Regions from separate parts of the Mus musculus genome. Here regions 2 and 3 are each linked to region 1. The links are chromatin loops, found by intact Hi-C in ENCODE. Cell type or tissue: left cerebral cortex. All regions are shown on one strand. Each heading gives the region's core, and the rest is flanking DNA. Links, peaks and the distances in the headings are about the cores only. Region 1 overlaps Deaf1 (DEAF1, transcription factor). Region 2 overlaps Phrf1 (PHD and ring finger domains 1). Region 3 overlaps Phrf1 (PHD and ring finger domains 1).

Evidence for each region. A loop is a pair of places that touch in the nucleus more often than their neighbours do. Peaks named below come from ENCODE experiments on the same cell type or tissue, not always from the same donor. Only the 100,000 strongest peaks of a DNase experiment are listed, where the experiment ranks them.
Region 2: it touches region 1 in a loop (2.4-fold over the local background); 16 of 42 quality-filtered maps call a loop at or near these places.
Region 3: a loop joins it to region 1, with 1.9 times the contacts of the local background. A loop is called at or near these places in 17 of 42 quality-filtered maps.

The regions. Positions count from the first base shown.
Region 1 is chr7:141,306,021-141,316,132 of GRCm38, reverse strand. It overlaps Deaf1 (DEAF1, transcription factor), which reads left to right. Exons shown (of 12, transcript NM_016874.3): 7 at 1,145-1,271; 8 at 1,671-1,799; 9 at 2,785-2,913; 10 at 5,124-5,371. Among named protein-coding and RNA genes, the nearest start is that of Deaf1, 17 kb to the left of the region's middle. In left cerebral cortex, for the core only: no CTCF peak of the experiment used is centred there; DNase peaks (open chromatin) are centred at 5,089 and 5,737; H3K27ac peaks cover 404 bases.
Region 2 is chr7:141,237,764-141,247,875 of GRCm38, reverse strand. It overlaps Phrf1 (PHD and ring finger domains 1), which reads right to left. Exons shown (of 18, transcript NM_001081118.1): 5 at 6,908-6,991; 6 at 3,980-4,098; 7 at 932-1,029; 8 at 480-655. Among named protein-coding and RNA genes, the nearest start is that of Gm51460, 13 kb to the right of the region's middle. In left cerebral cortex, for the core only: no CTCF peak of the experiment used is centred there; no DNase peak of the experiment used is centred there.
Region 3 is chr7:141,252,006-141,262,117 of GRCm38, reverse strand. Phrf1 (PHD and ring finger domains 1) reads right to left here. Exons shown (of 18, transcript NM_001081118.1): 10 at 7,127-7,254; 11 at 5,439-5,620; 12 at 5,196-5,315; 13 at 4,620-4,774; 14 at 1,411-4,086; 15 at 1,004-1,158; 16 at 576-905; 17 at 214-342. Among named protein-coding and RNA genes, the nearest start is that of Irf7, 9.4 kb to the left of the region's middle. In left cerebral cortex, for the core only: no CTCF peak of the experiment used is centred there; no DNase peak of the experiment used is centred there.

The DNA.
Region 1 (10,112 bases), core at 1,090-9,089:
AAGGTCTGGTTCACCACTAAACTAAGGTGGCGATGAGAAAGAAGCACAGCCCACACAGCACAGTAGCAACAGCAGCTGTAGTCAGGAGAGGTGCATGCTCAGATGCTAAAGAACCACAGAAAGGAGGGGAGGGCTAGAGCATGGTGGCGCCAGCACGCCTTTAATCCCAGCACTCGGGAGGCAGAGGCAGGCAGATTTCTGAGTTCGAGGCCAGCCTGGTCTACAGAGTGAGTTCCAGGACAGCCAGGGCTACACAGAGAAACCCTGTCTCGAAAAAGCAAAAAAAAAAAAAGAGGGGAGGGCTAGGGATGTAGCTCAGTTGGAAGAATGTTTGCCCAGCATGCACAGAACCACTGGGTTCAACCCCCTGCATCACATAGATTTCACATACCTGTAATGTCAGCACTCACCAGGTAAGAGGTGTGCACTACCTAGAAGGAGGAATCTCAGTTGAGGAATTGTTTATATCAGATATTTTATGGGCATGTCTATAGGGAATTAAGGAGACATGGATCAAACTCAGGTTTCAGTCTTGATAGGTTTGGTGGCTGTCAAGTGCTGTCATCTACCACTGAGCTTTTTGTTTGTTTGTTTTCATTTTCAGGACAGGATCTCACTATGTAGATGAGGCTGGTCTTAAGCTCACAAAGATCCACCTGTCTCTACTTCCCAAGGGCTGGGATTAAAGGCCTGTGCCACTGGGCCTAGCCTCTAAACTTTTTCTTTTTGAGGTGGGGCCTCACACTGTAACCAGGCTGGACTTGAACATGTGGCAGTTATCTTGCCTCTGCCTTGGTTGTTGAGATTATAGACCCGCGCCAGCCGCTCCCTTGAGTTGCAGATGGCTCTGCACGACGCTTCCACTGCTGCTGATTTTCATTTCAGGCTGGGGTTTCCTTGTTCTCCTTCCCTTGGCCCACTTCCCTTCTACGAATCTAAAGCTCCAGATGTCGAGGCTGTGTGCTTGCCTGGCAGCAGTGCTCTTCATGGATTTCTTCAGAAAATGTCTTCTCTACCATTCTGAGGGCTCCTGTGGACGTCTGCTCTCTGCAGTAGTAATAGAGTCACTAATTTGATAAGGAGTGGGAAGAAGGAGGCGCCCTTCAAATGTTGCCCTTGGTCAGTTTTACCTTTCTCCCCACAGAGTGGCCCTGTCAGGCTCTTCGTCCCTTATAAAAGGCGCAAGAAAGAGAATGAGCTGCCCACAACTCCAGTGAAGAAGGATTCCCCCAAGAACATCACCCTGCTTCCTGCCACGGCGGCCACCACCTGTGAGTGCTAGCATAGCACAGAAGTGCTTTGCTGAGTTGTCATCCTGTCTTTCTATCTTAGCCCAACTCAAGGATTCTCATTTCTGAGATAATCTGACAATGAAAAGTCTTCCTTTGATTCAAACTACCAAATATTTTAAAGTTCGTCCACATTTTATTTTCTGTCTGGAGTGCACAGTTCCTGGCCCCACAGTCAGATTTGGCCTGAGTCCCACCCTCTCTGGCTCTTTCCCCTAGGATTCAAGGTCACTGACTTCCTGATGTCATACCACATGTGGGGTATGTCCCTGTGTAAGCTCCTGGGATCTCTCTGAAGCGTGCACCTTTGTAAAGAGCAGTGCATGCTTCCAGCCCAGTGCCTGATGTGGCCTTGAATCAAGTGCCTTTTTGCCTTTTCAGTCACTGTGACACCCTCAGGACAGATCACTACCTCTGGAGCACTGACCTTTGACAGAGCATCCACTGTAGAGGCCACTGCTGTCATCTCTGAGAGCCCAGCCCAAGGTGATGTCTTTGCAGGAGCCACAGGTAAGCTGTCTCAGGATCTGCCTGATGTGTCCCCAGTCCCTATGACAGTCTCTGTTGCCTGGCTCCTCAGCAGAGACTTGAGCAGGACTCAATCTTGAAAGGAGCCTGGTGGGTATTGGAGAAAAAGCACTAAGCACTGTGACCAACACACAGAGCCGGAAATAGGTAGCGTTGCTGATGTTGCTTTAGACTGACACCAGCCACTAGAAACAATCCTAGTCAGGGGCTGGCGAGATGGCTCAGCAGGTTAGAGTGCCGACTGCTTTTCCGAAGGTCCTGAGTTTGAATCCCAGCAACCACATGGTGGCTCAAAACTACCTGTAATCCCTCTTTTGGCACGTCTGAAGACAGCTACAGTGTACTTATGTATAATAATAAAAAATATTTGGGCTGGAGCAGGGCCAATTGGAATGACGGGGTTGATCGGAGGGAGCAGAAGTCCTAAAATTCAATTTCCAACAATCACATGAAGGCTCACAACCATCTATACAGCTACAATATACTCATATATACATTTAATAAATAAATCTTAAAAAAAGGAAACCATCCTAGTCATGTGTCATTTTAAATATTCTAAAGTCGTGTTAACAAAGCACATGATATCTTTTTTCCCAAAGATTTATAGATTTATTTATTTATTAGATGTAAGTATGCTGTAGCTGTCTCCAGACACTCTAGAAGAGAGTATCAGATCTCGTTATAGGTGGTTGTGAGCCACCATGTGGTTGCTGGGATTTGAACTCAGGACCGTCAGAAAAGCAGTGAGTGAGTGCTCTTACCTGCTGAGCCATCTCACCAGCCCACATGATATATTTTGTAATAAGTTTAATTTCTTCAACCACCTGAATTCCAGAGTATCCTGGATTCAAAATATGTACTCAGGTCACTCACAGCCACCAAGGGCTGGGATCTCTGGATTGAGTGCGCAGCTGTAGGACTTGGGACTAAATCTGCTGCGCTGAGGCTATCTGCTTCTCTCTCACAGTGCAAGAGGCAGGTGTGCAGCCTCCCTGCAGGGTTGGCCACCCTGAACCCCACTACCCTGGCTATCAGGACAGCTGCCAGATTGCCCCGTTTCCAGAAGCTGCATTGCCAACATCACACCCCAAAATTGGTGAGTATAAAAGAATTTATGTGCATGTAAGCTATAGTCCTCAAAATTATGTTTTTGTTTGATTTTTATTCACTGTAGTGCTGGCAGTGGAGCCCAGTAGCATCTCATACATGCTGGGCGAGTGCCCTACCTCTGACCCAATGCCCCAACCCCAGAACTGTTTCTTGTGAGTGGAATAGGGCTTTGCCAATGTGTTTATTGTTTTCTCTCAGAGTACTAGGTTAGGGTTGACAAGGTCAAGCCTTCTACCTGTGTTTGCTAATAAAGTTTTATTACATACAACCATGCTATTCACTCATATATAAGGTTTCTTTTGTTTGTATCAGGCTGCTTCCATAGAGACTGAAATGACCTATTGTTGGTATTGTCAGGTCCACCCTAACAGAAATCTGTGAGTAGACTTATCTCCTTGCCTTGACCATGGAATTGGATCAAGTGGTATTTGGTGTGAGGGACTGTGCCAGTATCTGTGTTCCCATAGTTGAGAGCCGAGGTGACCCTCTCTGTGTGGGCACCTTGACTTTGGGTTTTCACTTAGTGGCACATCTTGAGCAAATTTCTGTGTCAGTATACTTTTTAAAGGTACATCTACCTGCATCTTCCTCTGCTGATGGGCATTTGGTTTTATACTTGTCAAGTTTCTCAGCATTGAGAAACCCATGTCAGCCTCCTCTCCATCTCTGCTGTAGCCTAGGTCCCATCTTTTCTGAGGAGGATGCGTTCTCTACTGCTCATTTTGGGACTCAGCTTGCAGGAGCCACAGATATTTAATAACATTAAAATATGTTTTTAAAAATAGATTTCACATATTCAAAAGAGTTGTAAATACAATAAAAAGAACTTCCTCCCCCCAAAAAAACTATTTAAGAGTAATTGCAGGCATTACCCAACATGCTTCAGTGTTTTGTCTCCTATTTTCATTAGTCAATCAGTCTCTCTCTCTCTCTCTCTCTGTGTGTGTGTGTGTGTGTGTGTGTACTGGGGCCTCCCTATATAGCTGTGGCTAGAACTTGATATATAGGTTGGCTTTGAGCTCACAGAAATCTCCTTCCTCTGTTGTTTGAGTGCTGGGGTTAAAGACATGGGCTACCATACCCAGCATGTGTGTTTTTACGCTCATGTGTGTGTTGAGTGTGGTCTTATGATGTCCTGGTGCACTGTAGCATGTGCATGTGGAGGGCAGAGACTGACCTGGGGATCAGACTTCACCATCCACCTTTTCTGACACAGGCCTCTTGTTTTTGCACTGCCAGTACTAGGCTAGCTGTCATTCAGAGCCTGGGCAGTCTCTCCTGTCTCCTCAGTCTCCCCTCAAAGCTCAGAGGCATGCTGGGATTGCAGATGTGCACTATCACATCTAGATCTTACCTGAGTTCCTGGGATTCGAACTCAGGTTTTTATGCTTGTGCTGCAAGTGCTTTACTCACTGAGCAACCTTACTATACTAGCCCTCATCCCAAGTTTTATGTCTCCCCTCCCTTCAGAAGCCACTGGAATATCTCGCCTTCATCGTAGAGGTTGCAACTGTTGAGTACTGGCTTTTGTGATGACTGGGTGCCTTGTCCAGTTCACAGGAGAATGGAAAGAGGCTCTGTGCGGTAGAAAAAGAATCCCGCAGAAGCCCTGTCACGTTGGGTGTCTATAGTGTGTCTATTCCCAGACTTCTCAGTAGACTACAGTAGAAAGTGCTTTGCACTCCCACATGCACCTCTCTTCTAGACCCACCTGCAGAAGAGGTTCACATTGTCTCCTCTAAAATCACAGTGTGTTCTGGTCCCCTCTGTCTATCTTGGTGGCTTTCTTCTCCAGCCAGGAGAATCATGGCTCTCACGTCCATGTTGACTGCAGACCCCAGAAAGACTTTCCAGATAAGCCTTGGTTTTCCTGTGTGTGGTGCTGGCAGAATGTCTCCATTCTCCTTGCCCTCAGTGTGCTTGTCCTGTGGCTGTTTGCTTCTGTGTTTCATGGCTACCCCTTCTCTGGGTGAGTGTCTTGGTTGCTTTTACTTTCTCTTGTCTGTCTGTGAGCTTCTACTGTAGGCCTTATGTTAGAAGTGATCAGCCCTCAGGGAAGGCTTTTAGCTAATAGCGTGTGGGAATTCGAGCAAGAGTGGGGACATTGTTCATCTCCAGTGCATCTCCTCCCACCCGAGGCTGGAACTAAGCCTGGAAATCACTAATCTCTGGTTTATCCCACATTCTACATTCTAGTCCTGACATCGCTGCCCGCATTGGCCGTGCCACCGTCCACCCCCACCAAAGCTGTCTCTCCCACCGTGGTCAGTGGGCTGGAGATGTCAGAACATCGGAGCTGGCTGTACCTGGAAGAGATGGTCAACTCCCTACTCAACACAGCTCAGCAGCTGAAGACGCTGTTTGAACAAGCCAAGCAGGCGAGCTCTTGCAGGGAAGCTGCTGTGACCCAGGCGAGAATGCAGGTTGATACAGAGAGGAAAGAGGTAATGTGAGCTCAGACCCGTACCCATCACCCTCCCTTGGCCCTGGGATAGCCTGTGACTCCTGTGCTGGCCTACGAAGATCATTGATCTATTGGCCCTGAGAAGGGAGATCTGGAAAATAATACAAACGAGGGTAGCAGACACTAATGAAACATTTTGTTTAAGATTAGTGTATTTCAGCAGGGAAAACGTTTTTATATACACCAACCATTATTTTTGAGTGCATAGTATTCATAGCTGTTTCTACATTCAGGCTATTTTTATATAGTAAAACTTGTCTCCTATTTTAACTCTGTAAAGTGTAACTTGGTGCGGATCGGATACATAAACACAGTTTTCCATCAGCCGCTGCAGTGCCCTGCCTCCTGTGGGCGATGGAGGATGCTGTGACCTTGTGACCACCATGTTTTCCTGTAGCGTCTCAACACCAGGGCCCAATGCATCCAAAGATAAATGACTATTAACATTTTCTGTGTGCTTTGGACTTTTTTTTTTTTTTATGAAAGCAAAATTGAACCACAGTAAAATGCCTATATCCTATTAGAGCTTTGGCTAACATCACCAGCCCCTGGTGAGGGCAGCTACCCCAGTGGCTCCCAGTGTCATCCCCTGGCATTCCTGCCTCCTACACTTGTCAGAAGTCAGTGGCGAGCTGTGGAGCTTTGCAGCAGTGCAGAGGCCCAGCAGTGTCCCCTTCCTGTCACCACAACACTATGGATCTTGAGATCCGTTTTCCTTCAGTCACCCCAGCAACAGTTGTGGAGACGACTTTCCTTTCCCCACCAGAGATCTGCTGAGAAGCAGGTGATGGCTGGATGCGGGTCTGCTTTCACACTTGATCTGGATCTCTTAGAAATATGTGGGATTCCCAGGTAGTTAAGGATTTTCTGTGTTTCTTGTGGCAGTTGTCCTCATTCTAGTGTGGCTCTGAAAACTGTTTTCTGTGGGACTTTAGTTATGTTTGTTATTTTATGTGGATTTGTTTGTTTGTTTGTTTTGGTTTTGAGACAGAGTCCCTCTATATAGTCCTGGCTGCCTTGGAACTCACAGATCCACTGCCTCTGCTGCTCAGTGCTCAATGCTGAGAGTAAAGAGTACACCACCACATCCACCCGGGGGTTATGTAGCCCAGGCTAGCCTTCAACTTGCCAGGTAAACGAGGCTGGCCTTAAACTTGGGATCCTCCTCCCTCTAACCTCCAGGTACTGGGGTTATAGGAAAGCCACCAGGCCATCAAGTACTGGGGTTATAGGAAAGCCACCAGGCCTGGTTTGGTTTTGAGGCAGGATCTTCCTATTTAGCTCTGACTGGCCATCTCATGATCCTCCTGCCTCAGTCTACTTGGTGTTTTTAGGACTGTGTCACCTTATCCTGCTGCAGTTCATTAGGGTTCATTTTGTGTTGTAGTGTGTGCTCTGTTTTGGTGAAATTGCTATGTACTTGATAATGGCCTACTTCCTCCAGTTATTTCAGTATTTTGCAACATTATTAGTCATAATAACTTGACACTATTTAACTCTTCTTCAGGCTTTCCTTCAGTCTGAAGAGTTCCACGGGCACTACATATGTTTGGTGATCATATATACATGCAAGTAAAACAGTCATACACAAAGAATTATAAAATTTTAAAAATATATAACAAGCTGGGTGTAGTGGAATACACCTTTAATCCCAGCACTTGGAAGGCAGAAGCAGGTGGAGCTCTGTGAGTTCCAATCCAGCCTAGTCTACATAGTGACTAGGCCAGAGCTACATAGTGAGACCTATCTCAAACAAACAAACAAACAAACAATAAATATCAATATATTAGCAAATAGAACCCACTAACTGTCAGTTGGGCACAGTGGCTGGTCTTGTACTGAAGCTGGTGATGGAACAGGCCTTGACTGCTGTGTGACCAGAGTCACATGGCTGGTGGGAACAGACCAGAGGGAAGTGAAGAACCCTGTCACCATCTGGCTCCTGGGTGCACAGCCCAGCATACATAATGATGGCTTTGATAAATGTGCTAAACACAGCAGTTAGTCCCTGAGCTCTGGTACCCTGGAGGGTTCTAAACTAGAACTCAAATCTTTTGAGGACTGGCCCTCCTGGCACCTCATTAGAGTCCTATAGGAAGGCTCTGTTGTGGGTCCCTAAATGTACAAAGTAGGAGGGGGAGGGAATTGTGGTGAATAGCTCAGGTGTCTTCTTTTTACGTGTAGAAAAAGTGTGGATTTTCTTGAGATTGGCTGAAACATAAACATCTAAACATACCAACTGGAACCTAAACACTAACTGGCATTACTGAGTTTGCATCCTCTGAACCTGTACTCTCTGAGAAAATAATCCCTTGCCATCACAGTTTGATTTGCAAGCAGTCCTGCTTGATCACAGGATAAAAGTGGCAAGCAATGCTTGTGTTGGAGTGGAAAGACCATGCTGGGACCCTTTCTACTTGGGGTGTGTACTAGGGCCATCTGAGAAGCCTCACTGAGGGGCTTTCAGGAGGTAGTGCAGGAGTTAATTTAACACGGCTGGAGGGGTCCTGAGTCTGCCAACTTTCACATTTTATTTGGAATTTTCAAATTTAGCCTAGCTGAAGCAATTTGTTACAGGATTTTCTGTGTATATATGCTACTTTTAACAATGAGAGTGCATGTGTGAGAGAGAGAGAGAGAGAGATTACATGTGCAGAGACTAAATAAACAGGGCAGAAAAGCAAATGCCCTTGCCTGTCAAGGACACTGCGTCCAACAGAAACCAAGCTGGCTGAGCAGCCGCAGGGTCTTCTATTAACCACTGCATCCAAGAGCCCTTGCCCACTTGCTGAGCAGTTCAAAGGCACAGGCACAGGAGGGTTCGTCTGCTCAGACTCTGACAAGGAAGAGCTGGTCTTGCCTTCTCCAGAATGAACTTATATTTGCTTGAGTAAGACAGCCCCAGAGCAGGAGCGTGACCCTCCACTGTTGTCTTCCTGGCTGCTGACCAGAGATGCCACTGCTCATCCCTGAGTCCCCAAGGAACTGCTTGAGGGAACCTGTCTATACAACAGTGGGACACCTAGAAATGCTGACTTCATAGACTCAAGAAGGAGCTGTCCCTAGGGGCTGGGTAGAAAGACAGTTATTTCACAGGAGTTAATTCATTCACAGGAACACACCCGATCAGGGATAAAAAGGCACAGGCAAAAGGTTAGGCACGGTGATGGTGCGCACACTTCTGATTCCAACGGGGAATGAGTTCATGCAAGCCTGGACTACATAGCAAGTTCAAGCCAGACAGGCTACCATAGAGTAAGTACTTGGCTCTCTCCCCACAGCCAGCATGGCCCTTTCCAAGGTTTCAGTTTGGTGTTTATTAGGCAGCTGGGCAGGAAATCCATGGTGGTTTCACTTGCTCTTGGCCTCCAGTTAAATACTATTAACCCAGCCCCTCGGCCTGTGCCTGCTCGCAGACCTTTGTGATGAATCTGGATTTAATGCTTTTGTCTTCTTCAATTGTCTGTCTAGCAGACACTCACACCTATTCCATTTTTCTCGTTGAGACCCAGCTTCTCAGATCATTCTCTACCAGTGTTCTGAGGGAGGATGCGCAAGGCTCCCTTTTCATAGCTAGTACCTGAAGTGATGACCCATTGTAGGACCAACCTCCTAGGCACACGGCACGACATGCAGCCCAGAACATGCAACACTGGTCCATTCATCCATCTCCCAGAGCCTCTAGCCTGGCCCACATAGTGTAAGTTTACGTTTCAGCCAGCATGCAGCACACACAGAGCACACAATACAGAGCACTCAGTGCACAACATACAGCATGCAGTATACGGCATGCAACATGCAGCACAGAGCATGCAACACATAGCACACAGCTGTCATACTTTTTTTTAACAGCTTAGATTTTTTAAAAAGATTTATTTATTTTATTATAAATACATACACTGTAGCTGTCTTCAGACACACCAGAAGAGGACGTCAGATCTCATTACAGATGGTTGTGAGCCACCATGTGGTTGCTGGGAATTGAACTCAGGACCTCTGGAAGAGTAGTCAGTGTTCTTAACCACTGAGCCATCTCTCTAGCACATGTTTTTGTTTTTGTTTTGTTTTGTTTAATGATTTACCTACTTTTATTTTTTTATATATTGGTGTTTTGTGTGTCTGGCTGTGTGAGGGTGTCAGATCCCTTGAAACTGGAGTTATAGACAGTTGTGTTGCCATGTGGGTGCTGAGAATTGAACTCTGGTCCTGTAGTAGAGCAGCCAGTGCTCTTACCCGGTGAGCCAGCTCTCTAGCCCCCAGCTTTCCTACTTTCAGTTATCAGGCTTCAGGTGTTTATGTAGGCCAGGTTCTGGCAGTTTCTTCCAGCGTCCGGATACCAGCCAGCTTCCCTCTCATCCTCTGTGTAACCTGTGGAGGCCACGCCTGCAAAAGCAGAGCTGCTGCCTTAAAGGGACAGCCATGGTGCTGGACAAAGGGCCTTTGGAATTCTGCCTGGATGGGTCTGAAAAGAAGAATGTCCTCCACCCCAGTCCGCCCTCATGCTGCACTTCTGAAGTAGGTGTTCAGGGAGGAGATGGGCATCCCTCCCTTCCGTCTCCTCTGAGGACCCTTGGGAATGCTCCTGGGAGTCACCATTCTACCTGCAGCTTGTCCATCAGCAACACTTAGACTAGACACCATTCTGGACAGTCATCCCAGTGCTGCTACTTTCTGACCCAGAGATAGCGACGGCAGGGTAGCCTGTAATGCTCAGCCATGGC
Region 2 (10,112 bases), core at 1,470-9,469, 69 kb after region 1:
GGTTATAGAGACGGGCATACGACAGAAGATAGTTCCCAGTCCATCAACCTATTTGGAACTTGAACCATGATGTCACTATATTGACCATGGGAATATGACTTCACAGAAAGAACTTTTAAGCTCCCTCAGTACCCAGAACAGGGGCCGTGGTCATCTGAGTGCCAGAAGCCAGGCATGAGGAAGATAATCTCTTGAGCCTGGAAGGGGTGAAGAGCCAGTAAGTGGCCTTTTTCACACTAGAGCATATTTCCCAAATCATTATCCCCTCCATCCAAGTGTTAGAGAAGGCAGTCCCATTGGTCCTGCTGGCACATAGGTGAAACACAGCACCTTCAATAGACTCACCTACGCTCTGGCAGATTAACTACATGCATGCTAGGCCTGCCATATGACCATGCTAGGGCCCTTTACTGCCAGTGGTATCTCTTCAATTCAGCTCCCAAGCCCAGAGACCACCCTGTTGAGAGCCAGCCACTTACCTGGACCCTTCTGGCAGAGGAGATCCGGTTCCGGTTCACAGTTGCCCTCACTCTCTCACTCTGCCGTGTCCTAGCGATGGCCCGGGTCCTGCCTACTCGAGGCCGAAGCCTGCTTGTAGTAGGTACTACATCAGCCAGTAGCAAGGAGACCTCCTCATCACTCACAGGAGCTGCATCTTGGAAGAGAGCCGTGGGCTGCTGGGTCATGTACACTATCACATATCACAAGCTTTTCCCAGTTAGCCTTAAGAACTGAAAGCCCTAAACTGACAACCTTTCGTGGCCTCCAAAGGTTAAGTCCTCCAGCTCCTACCAAGGAATTCAAAGAAAGCCCTCTCCCTGATGAAAGTTCTTCCCACATAACAAGTCTAGATTTTCTACAAGGTCCTTCTCTAAAACTGACGATAGGAAAACCCCAAGTGCTCTGCAGGAAAGAGAGGACAGCACATTACCATGAGTGGGATCCACACCAGGGACCGTACACTCTGGGCAGAACCATTCATCCACAGGCACCTCCTGGAGAGGCGGGTCCAAACATTCCATGTGGTACCTATGGGAACAACAGTTCAGTGCCAGTCTTAGCCTTGGACTTCAAGTCTCACAAGAAACCACATGCAAAGACTATTTTAAATAGTCTAGTTTGCAATGTATCCTGCCAACGGCTTCTCACTTCCAATGTTATGGGGTCCTCAGGCTAAACACAGTCCTGCCTCTAATCCCCACTCCCAAGGTGGGCCACAGAAATTCTAATCTCCTTTTTGACCCACTGTATCTGACAGTAGATGACTAAGTAACCCTTAGAACACCGAGAGCGTTCTAAGGGGCTGGGGAAAGAACACTTGCCTAGCAAAAGTCCTGTCCCATGCTGGCAGAGAATATCTTATTATCCTGTCCAGTCACATTTCAGTCCAATGGCCATGCTTCAATCATACCATGCCATAAGTCTCCTTCAAGACCACCAAGGACAGGGCATGGAGAGTGTCAAAGAGATGAGAGGTTCCTGAAGAGGGCGCCCCAAGAAGCCCTGCACCCAGTCCCTAGCTTATTCTAGGCCTTTCTCTCTCTCTCTTTTTTAAAATTTTTTTTTATTTATTATTTATTATATGTAAGTACACTGTAGCTGTCTTCAGACACTCCAGAAGACGGAGTCAGATCTCATTACGGGTGGTTGTGAGCCACCATGTGGTTGCTGGGATTTGAACTCCGGACCTTCCGAAGAGCAGTCAGGTGCTCTTACCCACTGAGCCATCTCACCAGCCCCTTTCTCTCTCCATATCCTTTGTTTTGTTTTGAGTCAGGGTCTCACTAAGTACCTTGGCTAGCCTGGAACTCACTATGTAGGATAGACTGGCGTTGAACTCATAGTGTTGGGATGAAAGGTGTAAAGCTACTGTGCTCTGTCTCGGGTCTTAAGCTTCGCAGGAATAAACTTTGTGCTGGCTGTGCTGACCTTTTCTACCTTTCTCTTGTATTATGAGCCTGGAGCCAGGGAAGCATGCACCTTTAATTCCAGAACTTGGAAGGCAGGTAGAACTCTGTTAGTTTAAGGCCAGACTGGTCTACAGAGCTAGTTCCAGGGCAACCAAGGCTACATAAAACCCTGTCTCAAAAACCAAAAATAAGTCGGGCGGTGGTGGCACACGCCTTTAATCCCAGCACTCAGGAGGCAGAGGCAGGCGGATTTCTGAGTTCGAGGTCAGCCTGATCTACAAAGTGAGTTCCAGGACAGCCAGGGCTACACAGAGAAACCATGTCTCGAAAAAAACAAACAAACAAAAAAACAAAAACAAACAAAAATAAAAAATAAAACAAAACCAAAAAAACCCACAAAACAAAACAAAAAATCCACCACAACAAAAAAATCCCACAAAACAAAGTATATGAATGTGTACATGAGTGTGTGCTACACGAGTGCCTGGGAGCTTTGGGTGGTTATAAACTATTATGTCAGTGGCCGGAACTGAAAATCCTCTACAGTCAGGTGGGTGGCCCTTACTGGAACGTCACATGCAATGTGGTCCATGTAACATCATACACCAGAACAAATCTTGAAAAGCCATAAAGAGACTCAAGTAAACCCCATCTTCTCTCTGAACACGGACCTTTAATGTTCAGTCGTAACTCCTTAGAACTCAAAGACAACCTGTGCTTATTTCACAAAATATCAATGTGTGCAACATGTGCTGCCCCCCTCCCCCAACCATCTATACAAAGCCTTCTTTTTTTTTTTTCTTCGAGGCAGGGTTTCTCTGTGTAGCCCTGGCTGTCCTGGAATATAGAAAGCCTTCTGATTCCATTTCAAAATGAATGAGAAGTTTTAGACTTGAGAGTTGAAAGACAACCATGAAGATATAGAAAAATGTAAAAGTCAACAGTATTTAGGTGCTTAGAAGTACAAGAACCACTAATATGAGTTAATTTTAATATCTTAGATCTATCATGATTTTAATGCTTACACTGTTGCATCTGTTAAGTGAAATACATAAATCAGTATGAATTTATAAGTTTAATTCTTGATTAAAACAAAACAAAACTGCAAGACAAGCTGGTAGTCATTGTACCAACTGAATTTCTACAGGCATGAAGGCCCAGGAGACCCTTGTGCCTTGAAATGATGAAAGTCAGCTCCTGGGTACAAACTGTACACCAAATTCCAGCCAGTGGAGCTGGCACAACTGGCAACCCAGAAGAACCCCAGCGACAGCCACAGGGGAGCAAGCGAGCGAGGGCAAATGCAGAAAACTGCTTCTCCCTTCCAGCACGAACAGTACAAAGCCTCTTGTCCACACCTTGAAACTGTTGTTTTCTGCCCTAGGAAACATTCCAGATCTACCAGCCTCTCCACCTGGAGAAGAATATTTCTGTAACTGGCCACAATTTTATAGCAGAAAAAACTTTCTAATCAATAGCCAAAAACCTAGCAAGAGGCTAGGGAGGCCAGTTCCATCTTAGAGAACAAACAGTGAGCAAAGAACACAAGCAGTGTCCCAGAAGACAGGGTCACAAGCATAAAGTGATTTCAAGTACATCAGAAGGCAAAAGAGGGAGCTAGAGATGGTTCACAGTTAAAACCACATCGCTCTTGCAGGGCACGAGGCTTCCACTTCAGGAAGCATATACCCATCTGTAATTCCAGCTCCAGGGTGATCCAAAGTCTCTGGCTTCCACAAACACCTCTATTCACATGTACATATCCACATATAGGCCACACCCATAGAAACAATAATAACAATAATGATAAAAAGATCCAGGCAGCCAAGATGATGCTGTCCCAAAAGCAACCCCTCAGCTGGCCTGCCCTCTCTCCTAAGGTGAGTCCACTCTCCTGCCTTTTTTCTTTGACCTTGATATACTGACGGCCTTTGAGCAGCACCAGGAAGTATAGACACAGGAGCCAGGAGAGGTATCAGTGTCACTGTCTATGACCCACTGGGCCCCACTTCACAATGCAGTCCTGAGCATGACAAACTTAACAGCCTGCAAGGCACCAGTACCCTTACCCAGCATCGCAGCCGTCACACAGTAGGAGCCGGTCCTCACGATCACTCCTGCCACACACCTCACAAAAAGTCGGGTCTTCCTCCTCAGCCTCACAAGCTTTAGTGTTTTCTACTGGAATCTGAAGACAGAAATATTGGTCAGTGAACATACCCTCAACATCTGAGTGGTCAATTCATAGGACATGTATCTAATCTAAAGTAAACCCACTGGCCTAAGATCTACTTGGGATGTGTGCTGGCTAAAATGTCAACTGGGACATAAGTTAGCGTCATTTTAGAAGAGGAAATCTCAGTTGAGAAAATACCCCTATCAGACTGGCCTATGGGTAAGCAAGGTGGCATGTTCTAGCCAGCTTACTGTGGATAGTGTCACCTTTGGGCTGATGGTCCTGTGATGCTATAAGCAGGCTGAGAAAGCCACAGGGAGCAAGCCAATAAGCAGCACTCCTCTGACTTCTGCATCAGCTCATATCTTCAGGTCACTGCCCTGACTTCCTTTGATGCTGAACTGTGATTAGAAAAGTGTAAGCAAAATAAACTCTTTTTGCTCCAAGTTACTTTTGGTTATGATGTTATCACAACAAACAGAACCCCTAAGATAGGCTCTATGGACCCACAACCTGAATAATCAAATATATGATATGCTGACTAGTCTTATGTCAACTTGACACAAGCTAGAGTCATCTGAAAGACTGAGAAAATGGCACCCTAAGATCCAACTCTGTAAGCCGGGTATGGTGGCGCACGCCTTTAATACCAGCACTCGGGAGGCAGAGGCAGTCGGATTTCTGAGTTCGAGGCCAGCCTGGTCTATAAAGTGAGTTCCAGGACAGCCAAGGCTATACAGAGAAACCCTGTCTCAAAAAAAAAAAAAAAAAAAAAAAAAAAAAAAGACCCAACTGTAAGGCACTTTCTTAAAGAGATTAATGGGGGATGGTATACCACCCTTTGTGGGTGGTATCATCTCTCTGTGGTGGTCTTGGATTCTATAAGCAGACTGAAGGCTGGGCATGGTAGCACATGTGTTTAGTCCCAGTACTCTGGAGGCAGAGGCAGGCAGATCTCTGCGAGTTTGAAGCCAGCCTGATCTACAAATCTGAGTTCCCAGACAGCCAGGACTGAGAAAACCTATCTCTAAAAAACAAAACAAAAACAAACAAACAAACAAAACAAAACAAAACAAAGGAAGGCAGGCAGGCAAGCAGGCTGAGCAAGCCGTAAGGGCAAGCATCCCTCCACAGCCGCAAAGCTGTGCCTGCCATCATCCCCTGCCTCCAGGTTCCTACCCTGTTTCAGTTCCTGTCCTGACTTCCTTCAGTAATGAAGAGCATCTAAGTGTAAGCCAAAGAAACCTTTTGCTCCCCAACTTGTTTCTGGTCATAGTGTTTCATTTCAGCAACAGGAACCCTAAGGCATATGGTGACCTGTATGTTATCTTCACTGAATGACAGGTAACTAGAAGAAAAGTAAAAGCAAGAACTGTGCCAGGGGCCAGGAGAGGTGGTGCAGGCTTTTAATCACAGCACTTGGGGGACAGACAGGTGGATCTCTGTGAGTTTGAAGCCAGCCAGGTCTATAATCAGTTCAGAACAGCCAGGGCTACCCAGAGACCCTGTCTCTAAGAAAACCAAACAAATAAGCAACAAACATGAGCCTGTGATGCAGGAACACTTCGTGGTACAGATTCACCAGTGCTGTGAATTGCAGACATGGGTGGGGAGAGCACATGATAACTTTAAAGCAGAAGCACAAGAGCTCTACAGAAAAAGCTCAACAACACTCCTGCTATGGAGCTCAGGGGGCAGAGTGCTTGCCCAGCCGCTGGTCCTAGGCTCAGTCACCAGCAAAAGGGTCAGCAGATGGAGACCTGAAATCTCTTTTGTTGTTTTATTGGTGTTACTTATTTATTTATCTATTTATTTAATTAATTGTTTTGTTTTGTTTTCAGTTTTTTAAGATAGAGTTTCTCTGTGTGTAGCCTATCCTGGAACTCTGTAGACTGGGCTGGACTTGATTTGCCTATGTCTCTGCCTCCCAAACGATGGGGTTGATGGTGTGAACCATCCCTTTAATCAGGCTGCTGTTTTTAAGATCTCACTATGTTTTCTTGGTTATACTCAAACTCAGAGAGATAAGCCCACCTCTATCTCCCACCAGTACTGAGATTAAAGGTGTACACAATCGCAGCAAGGCCGATCTTTTTATGCACAGGAAAAATCTGTCTCAAAAAACACAAGGGTAGCACTATGTGGGTAGCAGTCGCACTTTAATTCCTGCATTCTGGAAGCAGAGGCAGCTGGATCTATCTCTGTGAGTTCAAGGCCAGCCTGGTCTATATAATGAGACCCTCTCTCAAACAATTTGTAGTTCTTGGTTGTGTAGCTTGCCTGGCATGCACAAGGCCTGGAATTTAATCCATTGAAAAGAAGAAAAAAAGAAAGAAAGGAAGTGGAAGGGAGGGACAGATAGGAAAGACAGAGAAAACAAAGAAGGGAGTGAAAAAAGAAGGAAAAGATAGAAAGAGAAAGGGGTTTAGGGAAGGGAGAAAAGGAGGGGACAATAAATAATAAGCAAAACCACCTTTCCTTGCAGCCCCAACAGTACTTTCCAAACTTCAGTTCACATGGCCCTTTGTCCCCCCACTGCACCTCCCACACGCCAAGACTGCAGTTCATAAGGAGGCTGGCTGGAGAGGAGCTCTGTAGTCAGAAGGGGTGAGGGACAGAAACATCTCCATGACTCGGTACCTATGTCCCAGAAAACACCAGTCTTAGCCCTAGGCTTTGCTCAAGGCGAAAAAGGATGCCTGAGTCACTCCTTTTATGCCTAATTGAACTGACAACCACTTAGGAGAAAAGCGAGTCACCATTTAGCATCATGATCCTTCCTATAAGAATACAAGCAGGGATAGACAGCACCTACACTTACCTTCTTTAAGATTTTACCATTAAACTGGGCACGAATACAAATACATTTAAATACTGTTCGATCAACAGGACAGGAGTTGGCATTCTGTAAGAAATAAAGATTGGATCAGAATCCGGCATAATCCCCTTCATTACTCATCAATTACTTATTACAATCACTTATCACTTATCACGACTGTCTTCAAAATAAAGAATTTACTTAACAATCAACAATCTTAAACTGAATGTGGTAGCACCTGCCCATTATCCCAGCATTTGGGAGGCTGAGACAGGAGGATTGTGAATTTGAGGCTGGCCTGATCTATAGAGTATATCTGAAAAAAAACAAACTAAAAAGTTATTTTTATTAGCCAGGCAGTGGTAATGCACAAAGCCCTTGAAAGGCATGTAGCAAGAGGCAGAGGCAAGTGGATCTCTTTGAGTTTGAGGCCAGTCAAGTCTACAGAGAGAGTTCCAGGACAGCCAGGGCTACACAGAGAAACCCTGTCCTGAAAAAACCAAAAATAATGATTTCTTTTACACAGAAATCTGTATCGATAGCCTTGGTCTTGGCTAAGGGCCTATGCTAAGATGCTAGAACTGGGTGAACAAAACTTGAAGTCACCATGCTACTGAGGGAGCAAGGTCAACATGCTGGATGCATGCTCCCATACAGGTGTTACTAAGAAGGAAAAGGAGAGGAGGGAAGGGAAAGACTGGGTAGACGGCATCTCAGCCTGTTTGTTGCTGACCCAGATCTTCTCTTAGACCTCTGTGAACTGCTCAGTAGACCCTGAGCATCTCTAGTATCTTTTCAGCATTTCTTTTCAGTGTGTAGGCTAATCAGATGCATGCTACAAAGATTTTTTTCCTTGTCTGTTCAGCTCAAGTTGCCTTTCCTGAAATATACTGTATACAATAAAACATACCATCTTTAGCTGTGTACTCCACTAAATTCTGATAAATGTATAAACTGAGGGCCACCCAGGTCTGCCACCTCTTTTATGTTCTGCCACTACAGTTATGTGAGAATCAAGGCACTATATGTTCCCTTGTTTGTCTGATTCAATATTAATTTTCCTCTCTCTCCCTCCCTCTCTCTTTGGTGAAAGTGTTTGAGACAGGGTGTCAGTGTAGCCCAGACTGGCGGGGAAGGATATGTGTGCCATAGCCCATGTAAAGAGAGCAGAAAACAATGTATTTGACTCTCTTCTCTCTGCACACCACCACGAGGTACTCAAGCTTGGCTTTGAAGTGCTTCCCCTGCTGACCAGCCCAAGTGACTGCTCTGAGAGCTAAGAGCAGAGGACAGCTTGTGGAAGGTAGAGCTCTCCTTTCATGTGGCTGCTAGAGAACACACTTAGGTTGTCAAGCTTGATACAAGAGCCTTTACTGCTGAGCCATCCCCATGACCCTGATTTGATTTTTTAAATTTTTATGATTTACTTTAATTTTATGTACACTGGTGTTTTACCTACATATATATCTGTGTGACAGTGTCAGATCCCTGGAGCTGGAGTTATAGACAGCTGTGAGCAGCCATGTGGGTACTGGGAACTGAACTCAGGTTCTCTGAAAGATCAGCCAGTGCTCTTAACTGCTGAGCTATCTCTCCAGTGCCCCTGATTGATTGTTATTCATTTATACATCTAACCATCTTTGTTTTTTTTTTAAAGATTTATTCCAGCCCCCATCCTTGGTTTTCTGAAGAGGTTTCTCTGTATAGTTCTGGCTATCCTGGAACTGGCTCAAACTCAGATATCTGCCTGCTTCTGACTCCCAAGTACTGGGACTAAAGGTGTGTATTACCACCGTCCATCTCCCTGAGTCATTTTTAAGTCTAGATTTTTCACCTTTATTAACCCAGTATCTAACTACCTCATGAAATTCAACATCTGATCACTTGTAAGATTTTTTTACTAATAAGCTCATTTTCAAATGCTTTCCCTTACCAATAAACATCATATATACAGTAAACAGAATGTCTTGCTCTTCAACTAATTAACTGAGATAGGCTCTAATTATGTAGCCCTGGCTGGCCTGGAACTTGTTATATAGACCAGGCTGGTCTTCAACTCAGATTCACCAGTCTTTCCCTTCTAAATGCTGAGATTACAGGCATGTGTCATCACATCCCACCTCTTTTTTGTTTTGTTGTTTTGTCTTGTTTTCTGAGACAGGGTTTCTCTGTGTAGCCCTGGCTGTGCTGGAACTCACTCTGTAGACCAGTCTGGCCTCGAACTCAGAAATCCACCTGCCTCTGCCTCCCGAGTGCTGGGATAAAGGTGTGTGCTACCACATCCAACCTCTTGCTGTTCAACTTAAAGAATGAAACAACTTAATCTGAATCTAATCCGCCAGACTCACAAAAGAACAAAGAAGTTTGACACAACACCACAATAAGCTAACTTGGCAGAATTGTGGACACAGGAAAGGCATTTGCCATCTCCATACCACTTAGAGTAAACTACAGAGACACGTCTAAGCTACTTGGGGGAGAAGGAAGGGAATATCAGAGGCATAACCCCTATAACCTTGCTGAAATTTTTCACCACACTGCCAGTATCATTGGGGACAGATAGAAGCATAGGCAATAACAACTCTTATTTTGACTTTTTTTTTTTTTTTTTTTAAGGATGGGGATGGCTCAACAGATAAGAAAATTTGTTATGCAAACACAAGGACCCAAACTCATATCTCAACATCCACATAAAAACCTGGGCAAGATTATACCTTCATCTCTCAATGCTAATGCCATGAAGAATGAGAGAATGTCTTGGGTTTACTAGCTGCCTATTATGCTGCAGCTTCAGTAAAAGATCCTGACTCAAAGGAATAACGCAGAAAGCGACAGAGCAGGATACCTGACATCCTTTAGCCTCTACGTGTAAAGACAGGCACACACCACATACCTGTACACATATAAAAGTCTTTGCCAGTGGGTGAAGGCCCAGGCAAGTCTCCTTAAAGTTCACTGCAAGGTAAGCAGCGTGATAAAAGCTTGTCTCTTCATGACTTGCCATCAGAACTGAGTAAGCACACTTGCACCATTCCAATACCTACAGAGGCTGCCTTACACTTACTATGTGAGGTTGCCGAAGAGTTTGTGTCCTGACCCTCAGAAAAGCCAGAGTCATCCTTTCTCACCCAGTAACAGCCCCCACAGTAAGCATTCCTTCCCCACAATGCTGAGAACCCAGGCAGCACTCAGCCCTGTGTTCAGTTTT
Region 3 (10,112 bases), core at 1,104-9,103, 54 kb after region 1:
TCTGAAATTCCTCATCTATTATTTTAGTTTTAATGAGCATTGCCTGAGTGGCACTTTGTGAGAGCTGGCTGACTCCATACTTACAGACCCAGGAGTCCATGCAAACTAGAAATGGCAGCTGACACATACAGATTTAGCTATTCTGTGTCACAATGTGTCCCTTGCAACCTCAGAGTTCCCAAAAAGGCATGTGTGTGCCTGCCTGCAGCCTACCTTCTGCACGGCTTTGCGCAGTATGTCCTTGTACTCCTCCTTGGTCACTTCTCTCTTCTGGTAGAAGGGTTTAATGGCCAGCTTCACCTCCTCCACAGCCCGTTCTTGCATGTGCAGCTTCTTCATGTACTAGGAGTGAGGAGGACATGTGTGACCCTGTGGCAAGATGGCCAAAACTGACCTGCGGGCCCATTGGCGAGAAGCCAGGAGTTCTGGGATATTATTCATTTGCCAAAGAACACTAAAGGCAATGGGCTGGCTGCTCTCTTACCACCCTGACCAAGCCCACAGGCCTGGATACTCTACCTAAAATCAGGCCCAAATAAGACAGGGGCTGTGGAAGGACAGGCAGCAGCACTCACCTCCTCCTTTTTGGTCTTCTCAGCAGCTGTTTTGGGAGTAGCAGTCCTTTCTTCTGAGTTGTTGGTGGTTGGAACAGCTAGCTCTGAGACTGTAGCTGGCATTGTGGGCACTGGTGCCAGGCTCTGTGCTGTACCGCAGCCTGCTAGGGGAAGGGTCCCCTGCAGGATCAACTGGACTGAGGGCTGGCTGACCAGTGCATAGGGCAGGATGCTTGAGGGCTGAGCCAAGGGTGGTGGCATGTTGGGGCTGTAAACCTGGGCAAGAATACCCCCTGCTGAGTGCAGAGTCCCAGCAGCTGGAAGCCCTTCTGCCCTGGGAGCACCAGGGGGCTGTATAGAAAGGAAGTAGTACCATGAGGTCTAAGCCCTAGGCAGGGCAGCCCAAAAAGCCCAGCACAAGGACCATGTCCCTCTAGCCCAGCACCCACCTGAGAGGGATCTGCATCAGGTAACCCAGACTCCTGGAGCACGTGGATGGGAGGGGGCAGCTCGGAGAATGGTGCCTGCTGAAATCCTATGAGGGCCCTGTCCTCTGCATCCCAGTCTCCTTCCTGGGGCCTCTGGGGCCTCTGAAGTGGTGTCCCTGAGGACCCAACAGACAGGGAGTGTGGATGCCTTGTGGTCAACCCTGGCCAAAACATTTTCAGAGAACCAGCAGTGGGAACCGAGGCCGAGCTGCAGATGTGTCTGTTAGAAGCTGTACTTGGGTAGGGGCCCCAAAATTGTCAGGAGAGGCTCTTAGGGAGGCTGCCCCACTGCCTCATGCCTGCTCTACACCCCTGACCCATAAGGACAACCACCACCAGGGTCCCAGCCGGGGGCAGGACAAACTCACTTGGATCTCTGTCCAGGGCTGCTGGCGTGCTGTGTTCTGCTTCCTGCAGGTTCCAGGTGACTCTTTTCACCAGGGTTCGGGATCGTAGCAGTGGGGCCTGGGCCACAGCATCCCTGGGCCTGACTGCTTCCCATCCTCTTGCACTCAGCACCGGACTGTCCTTTGTCATGGGCACCACAGCTGGGGTGCTGGGAGTTGTAGTGGTGATCTCTACAGTGTCTTGCTTGAGCAGACTCTGGTCTGATGGGGCCAAGGCCTGGGGCACAGGCTTTGAGATATCTTCACTGTGAATGGGTAACACCTCCCTTTGGATGGTAGGTAAAGTACTGTCTTGTGGAAGGCTGGCTGGGGGCAGTATGGGATTTGGTGGGAAGTCTCTCTCAGGGGAGGAGTCTGTACTCTCAGGAGAAGGAGGCGAGCTCATGTCATCGAGCTGGATGAAGATGGCTTCATTTGAAAAATCCTCAAAGACGTGGCCTGCCTCCACAGACTCACCATAGTCCAGGTCCTCAGGCACATGGGCAACTGGCTCTGCCAGGACAGGAGGGACTTCTGGAGGGTTCAGGTCAGCCACAACCACCTCTGGCAGGACACTTACTACCTCAGGCAAGACACTTACTTCTGAAACCGGAGGCTCAGCAGAGTGGTCTCCATCCTGCCTCGACTCCCCCTGTGTAGCAGGGGCTGGGGAAACCTCCCTCACAGGCCCCTTTTTCTCTGGGGAATGGGCACGCTTCTCACGGGAAGGTGGCCTTCGTGGCCTATGCTCCAAGCTAGGCGACCGAGATCGCCACCTCCTCCTCTCCCGGGACCGGGTCACACTCTCCTGCTTGTCCATTCGCTCTCGGCTCCTCTCCCGATGTTTGTGTCTCCGGTCCCTCTCCAGACTGCTGCCCCGAGACCTGGACCCCGAATGTCGCCTCTTCCGTCTCTTACTCTCATGGCGCTCACAGGAAGAACTGCCAGGGCTCCCTGAGCGAGACCTGGACTTCCGCCGGCACCTGCCATGACCCCAGGAACCCCGCCTATGCTCCCTGTCTCTGTCGTCTCTGTCCTTCCTCCTCTTTGCTCTGTCCTGGCTGCTGGCACGGTCACTGGAAGACCTCCGGCTCTTAGTCTTGGCTCTGTGCCTCCTGGTGTGTTCCTCAGCAACTGGAGATACTGAGCGTGAAGTCCTGTCCCTGGAGCCAGAGCGAGTGCTGGAGCGTGTCCTCTGGTGCTCTCTGGCAACCTTTTTCTTCTTCTTCTTCGTTTTCTTCCTGCTTCGGGAGCTGGAGGTGGAGCGGGAACGGGATGAGGCCCTGAACTCCACAATTCTGTGGGTGGTGATCTGTGGAGCATCTGGGCTTGGTAGAACACCTGGCTCCTCAACAGTCACACACGTCACTGTCCGTTCCTCAGAGCCAAAGAAGGGTGTACAGGACACTTCGTCCTCATCATCCCAAGGGTCTGGTGGGGGTGGCCTCTGTGTCCGGGCTGTGGAGCCCCGAATCTCTGTAGGCTCTATTTCCCCTAGTCCCTCTTGCTCCAAATCAGAGGTTCCCTCAGCAGATCCCTTGCTGAGTAACTCCAGCATGCCAGATACAGGCTCACTAGGGGGCTGGGGCTCAGGTTCCATCTCAGTCCCAAAGATGCTTTCTACCCTGTAGGAGGTAACACAGCGCACAGTCTGGAAGGCTGGGGCCTTTGGGCTGTTGATGGAGATAGTTCTTGTGATCTCAGAGGGTAGGAGGCCTGGACCAAGACTCTCTGGGCTGCTGCTAGGAGGGCTAGAGTCCGAGCCAGTGGGGTCAAAGGGGTCATAGATTTCGCTTTTGAGTTGTTTCGGCTTCTTGATGGAGAAGAGGGGGAACGGGGTCTCCTTCCTCTGCACCTTGCTGTCTACCGGCCGGAACGTGTTACAGAATCCAGGGCTGGACAGCTGGCTGCAATGTGCAGTGTTCCCAGGGATGTTGATCCGGAAACTTTCAAAGCTAGACCCAATGCCCTTTCCTCTTGAGGGCCCTAGATGGGCTAAGCTGCCATGGGAGCTGGGCGCAGGAGGTCGAGAACCACTTGTGTGTGAGCCAGTCTCCTGGGGACCCCTGCTGCTTGGCTCACTGTCGACTCGGCCTCGTCCTGGCTGCCCAGGGCCTTCCCTGCCAGTCAGGCGGCTGATGCAAGTGCTAGGGAGCTCGACAATGTGGCCGCTGGCTGGGGCCTGGTCCTGCGTGCTCTTATTGCCATCCCGATGGATCTTTGGTATCCTGGGTAGCTTGGAGAAATCAGGTCTCCTGGGACCTGTTCTCTGAGGAAGCCCAGAAGCTGTATTTTTCGATGGAAAGCTAGAATGAGTCACGATCTTAGTCGAGGCAGAACTAACCCGTACATTGGAGCCATTGAGTTGGGGGCTGCTGCTGTGTGTCCGGCTGGGCCTGTTCTCATCTGAAAGGGTCCTAGACAGACCTGAGCGAGGAGTCAGTGAGGGATCTGACCTCACAGGTGTCTGGGCAATGCGGGCAGGGAGACAGCACAGAGCTGTTCTATTCCCACAGCTCAGCCCTGAGTTTGGTTGTCTGTCTCCCACGAATCCACCAGATGCACTCTCTGAGGGTAGTGCCCCAGGCTGCGGGTTGTCTCTGAGCCTGGACTCTTCTCTGGATTGAGTCACAGAATTTCGCTGAAGAGAAACAGGAGCTAAAAAACAGAAGTCAGATAGCAACCCTTCCCACCTCCTGTAACAAGTTCAATGACATGTGAAATATGATCAGAACAGACACTGAAACTACTCTGTTTCCAGAGTGGACACTAATAGTCCCTGCACAACACAACGGGAATGTTACAGGTCAGCTGTCCTACCTATGGTATCATAAACGCCCCCCCACCCCGACCCCTGACATTTTCTTTCTCTTTTCAGACATGACCATGGTTCAAACGTGTTCCATTCAGTGTGACAGACAAGAAGCTGCAGATAGAGGCACTGTCCACTCTCGACCATGATGATTCATGGGGCACTGTGCACTAAGCATCTGAACTGTCCTAGAAATGGCACACTCACAACTACGCAGGCCTTGGAAGACCCTGACAGAACTCACACTGGTTATGTTCTTAGCAGTGTTGCCCCCAATTCAGGGCAAAGTCTGAGAACCTCTCCAACTCATCCGTTTCTAGGACTGTGATTTTACATTCCCAAGTCAATGAGGAAGGACAGCAACCCCATGGGTGCTCACCTGCCCTCTTGGCGCTGAGAGAGCCATCCCGGTGTATGACAACATCAGCACTGCTCATCATCAGGAGGCTCTGGCCAGACAGGATGCTTCCCAACAGGTCAGGAACGGGGGCCTCCTCCACGCTGGGCTCTGGGGCCACAGCAGGGAGCTGCCTCCTGTAGACAGACCAGAGAGTGGTTCTGCTAGCATGGTCCTCTGTATTCCCAGCCATGAGCCGTTATCTCGGGGATCAAGCTTGTGGGGAGATCACCTATAACATATGTATGCCCCACTCTACCATTAGGCATGAGCTGGCAGTGAAGTTATCTCTACCTGTTGGTCACTGTGGACCAGGACTGCTGCCTCACCCAAGGACCCTTTCCCTTTTAGAGACTAAGGCCAGTATGACTAGCAGATGTGCTACTTGACTACTTGACCCTGAGACAATTAGCTTTGACTTAACGCTCGAGCCAACCTCAACTCAAGCACATCACACCAGGAGTAGCTGCTCAGCCACATCACCAAGGGCCACATGGGAAGGATAAGCGACTTAGCCCAGTGCCCTCACCCATCCCAGATGGCCCTGCTGCCACATACCTAGAGAGCCCCATGGCGACAGGTCTGGCCACAGGCTGGTGAGACTGCAGAGCTGAGCGGGACAGCACTCTCCTCTTGGCACTCAGAGGGGAAGGTGGATCTGCAGACTGTTCTTCATTGCTAGAGGGGACACATGCCAAGGGGACACTGACAGAGCAGCTCTGTGACACCGACACAGTGCCACATGCAGCCTAAGCACATCAGAGGATGAGCTGGGTACTGGGACAGTCAGCACTGAATTACCTGTCAAAAGGATCCAGCTCATAGGGATCTCCAAACAGTGACAGGGAAGCTGCTCCAATGTCTGCCCTCATCAGCCCGAGGGAGGGGTCCACTGGCTTGTACACTGATGGCATGCTGGTGCCACGGACAGGCCTGCGGAGGCCTAGTGTTCGTGCAATTCGAGAACGAGCTGTGACTTCATTCTGAACCAACGTGACAGGAAGAAAATTAAATGAATGCGGGGCACATTGCACTTAAACAGCCACATGAGGAACGGTTGTAGACTTTAACACTCCCACTGCACGGCTGTAATCAGTCTCAGATACTACAATCAAAGGACCACATGCCACTTCCTCTAAATTCTGAGTAAGGATTGAACAGAGTCAACACCCTCAGCTGAGACCTCTCCCCAAGGAGTGTATCTCTCCACACTTCCACCATGGCCCACAGTCCCACACGTTCTACTAGGGGGAAAAAGGAACCACAGTAATTGCAGAGGGAGAAAGTGAGCTCAGATTGGAATCTAGAATGGTCTAGAGCTTTCTGGAAACTAGGAAGGAAGAACTGACAGTCAGGCCCTTAGGCCTCAGGGCACCAAGTGAGTGCTAATGATCACTAAATTCAGAACATTATCATCGATCAAACTTGCTCATAAATTTAATCACTGCCACAAGAATCTGTTCTGACTGCCCAGAACAAATGTTCTAACTACTAAATATTTAAACACATCTTTAAATTACAAACATACACTAAGAAACATATTTATCAAGCCCTTGGTCCTGTGAAGGTTCTAGGCCCCAGTATAGGGGAATGCCAGGACCAGGAATGGGAGTGGGTGGATTGGTGAGCAGGGGGAAGGGGGAGGGGATAGGGGGTTTTCGGAGGGGAAACCAGGAAAGGGGTTAACATTTGAAATGTAAATAAAGAAAATATCTAATTAAAGAAAACCCAAGGGGGGTGGGTATGGGGGACTTTTGGTATAGCATTGGAAATGTAAATGAGCTAAACACCTAATAAAAAATGGAAAAAAAAAAGAAAACCCATATAGGTAACAAGTATATATGCATATAAAATACATGGGCAAGTGTGTGTGTGTGTGTGTGTGTGTGTGTGTATTCTCCCCAGCCCCAGCATCCTAGGTCTATAAGTACCAAATATGCCTTATGGCAGCAGGGCTGAGTGAGAACACAGTACCTGATATGGATACACCGGACACAGCCTTCTCATACACAGGAGGTGACGATCTGCCCTGGGAGCTTTAACTCATCTGCTCCTAGCACAGGACTGACAGCCCTTTGACTTAGCCAGCCCTCTGACGCCTGCTGGCCTTCCCTCTCTGCCTCTACATTTCAGGGCTCATCAGACATAATTCTTTTTTTTTTAAAGATTTATTTATTATTATATCTAAGTACACTGTAGCTGTCTTCAGAAGAGGGCATCAGATCACATTACAGATGGTTGTGAGCCACCATATGGTTGCTGGGATTTGAACTCAGGACCTTTGGAAGAGCAGTCAGTGCTCTTAACCGCTGAGCCATCTCTCCAGCCCCCAGACATAATTCTTAACATACCCTTCTCCAGAGGACCTAGAAGCATACCTACCCACCTCTGAGCTGCAGAAAAACAGGCCCGTGGACACTTCCTGCGGCAGGGCCATACATACAGGGGAGCAAGACTGGCTTATCTGTACACTTGAGCTATGTCCTCACCTTCAGCTTCCTCCCTTTTGTCTTCCTTACACGGTGCTGACGTTTCTTGGCTCTCGTACTCCCACTCTTACTTTTCACAGATGACCTGGACCGAGTTTTCTTTCTTCCCAGCACTTTCTTTCGTCTCCCTAAAAAGACAACATTGAACGTCTGTGGTTCAGAACTGCAGGACCCTTTCTGACTAGGGTGACCAGGTCCTCTGAATTCTGTTGGAGCAGAGCTTAGGAAGCTAGGGAAAGGGTCTGGGTACCTCAGGACTGTGTGCTGGCTTGAATTTTACATACAACACACACACACACACACACACACACACACACAGAGTTTATTTTTATATTTATGTGTGTGTGTGTGTGTGTGTGTGTGTGTGTGTGTGGTGCACGCAGGTGACTTTGGAGGACAGAAGTGGGCATCAGCTGCCCTGGCACTAGAGTTATAGGTAGCTGTGAGCTGTCCAATGTAGGTACTGGGAACTGAACTCAGGTCCTCTTGGAATAGCAGCAAACACTTCACTTCAACCGAGCTATCCCTTCGCAGCTTCGTCTGTGACCTGTGGCAGACGGCTACGGATGACCTTGGCCTCCTGAGCTTTCCACCTCTGCTTCACCAGTGCCTGGCTTGCCTAGTTTTGGCTTTTTTTTTTTCTGTTTTGTTTTGTTTTCTTTGTGCAGCTGTGGCTGTCCTGGAATTCACTCTATAGATCAGGCTGGCCTCAGACTCAGATCCACCTCCTCTGTCTCCCGAATACTAGGATTGCAGGCCTGTGACACCACCACCCAGTGCTGCTTTTTAATTTTATTTATTTTTTTAAATGGACTTCTTGTTTTTTACTTTCTTTCAAGATTTTTATTTTATATGTATTGTTTCATCTACATGTATGTCCATGTGAGGGTGTCAGCCCCTTAGAAATGAAGTTCCAGACAGTTGTGAGCTACCATGTGGATCCTGGAAATTGAACCTGAGTTCTCTGGTAGACCAGTCAGTGATCTTAACCACACAGCCATTTTTCCAACCCCTATTTATTTTTGCATAATTGTCTAGGTCTGTAGCTGGTCTGGAACTCATGGAAATTCTTCTACTTCAGCTTCTCAGGGATTACTAAGGTGGGCACATACCTCACAACTTTTTTTTTTTCACTATTTTCTTTTCTTTTACGTGCATGTACCTACTTTGTCTACATGTGCACACATAGGTGCAATCCCGAGGCATTCAGAAGAGGGGGCTGGAGTAAGAGACAGTCATGAGCAGCCATATGGGTCCAGGGAACCAATCCCAGGTCCTCTGCAAGAGCAACAAGTGCTCGGAACCTTGCTCAGCCTTTCTAGCACTCTCATTTTAATTTTTAAAATTCATTTATTTGTGTGTGTGTGTGCATGTGTTGGAGAAATCAGAGGACAACTTGCAGGAATTGGCTATTTCCTCCCACCATGTGATCCGGAGATTGTAATAGGAGATCAGGCTTGTTAGCAAGAGTCTCTATCTGCTAAGATATCACCCACTGTTTTTTTGAGACACTCTCATTGATATCACCCACTGTTTTTTTGAGACACTCTCATTGTATAGTGGAGAAGATGACCTTGAACCCTAGATCCTCTTACCTTTCCCTGAGATTACAGATGTGTGCCAACTTGTCTTGCAGTCTGGGCTACAAGCACTACCTTAGCTTGGATTTTTTTTTAAAAATTTATTTATTTTATGTATGTGAGTTCAGTCTCTCTCTTCAGACACACCAGAAGAGGGCATCAGATCCCATTACAGATGGTTGTGAGCCACCATGTGGTTGCTGGGAATTGAACTCAGGACCTCAGGAAGAACAGTCAATGCTTTTAACCACTGAGCCATCATCTTTCCAGCCTGGCCTAGATTTTTTTTTCCAGAGAAATAACCCTGTAACATTTTAAAGTAATGTGCTCTTGGAGGGAAGGGGGAGAATCCAAATAGCAGTGAAAAGTTGGGGTTAGATTTTTACAACTGTTATATAAATTACATAAACCCAAAAACAAAACACATGAAAACCAAGAGCTGGGACTGGTGAGATGGCTCAGTGGGTAAGAGCACCCGACTGCTCTTCCGAAGGTCTGGAGTTCAAATCCCAGCAACCACATGGTGGCTCACAACCACCCATAATGAGATCTGATGCCCTCTTCTGGTGTGTCTGAAGACAGCTACAGTGTACTTACATATAATAAATAAATAAATCTTTAAAAAAAAAAAAAATCACAGTTACATTTAAAAAAAAAAAAAAAAAAAAAAAGAAAACCAAGAGCTGAAGACAACAATGGCTATAACATGACCATTCATGGTCAAACAGAGAGCGCCCCTAGAGACTGGAAGACAAACAAGCACTCTGAACCCTTCTGAAGATAAGCACTTTAAAACAGAAATCAATTGCTAAAGGACCCATGTGTGCTTTGGTCTAAGCCACCATGTACTGCCATGACTCTTCATTCTAGGATTCTGAGAAGCTAGGACTAAACTCACCAGGATATGGCGTGGTGTGAAGGGAATACCAGGTAATTAGCAGCTCCGTTATTTTGAGCTCCTGCTGCCCCTGCAAACTACACTGCTACATGTGGGAGCAAAACTAGGGCAGATATCTTCTGCAGAAACCCCAGGAAGCAGAGATCACAGTGCCCCTCCTCCATGGTTGCCCTTTCTATAGCTCCTATAATCCATGATCAACTATAACTGAAAATAACAAGTGGGAAACTGAAGGAAAAAAAACAAAACTCATAAAATTTAAACTGTACTGTTTAGAATGTGATGAAAATTTCTGGCATAAAGCTTAAGCATACAATCTGTAGATAACAGCAAAGTGAAGGTTGCTTTTCTACATGGGCCAAATCCCAGGGAACAGCAAAGAGAAGGGAGCTAACACACACAGCCTGACATGAATTTAACTGGGATCTTAATTCAGATAAGCATTCTCACTTTTACTTTGAGACAGGGTCTCATTTGTAGCCCAGGCTATACTCAAACTCACAATGTA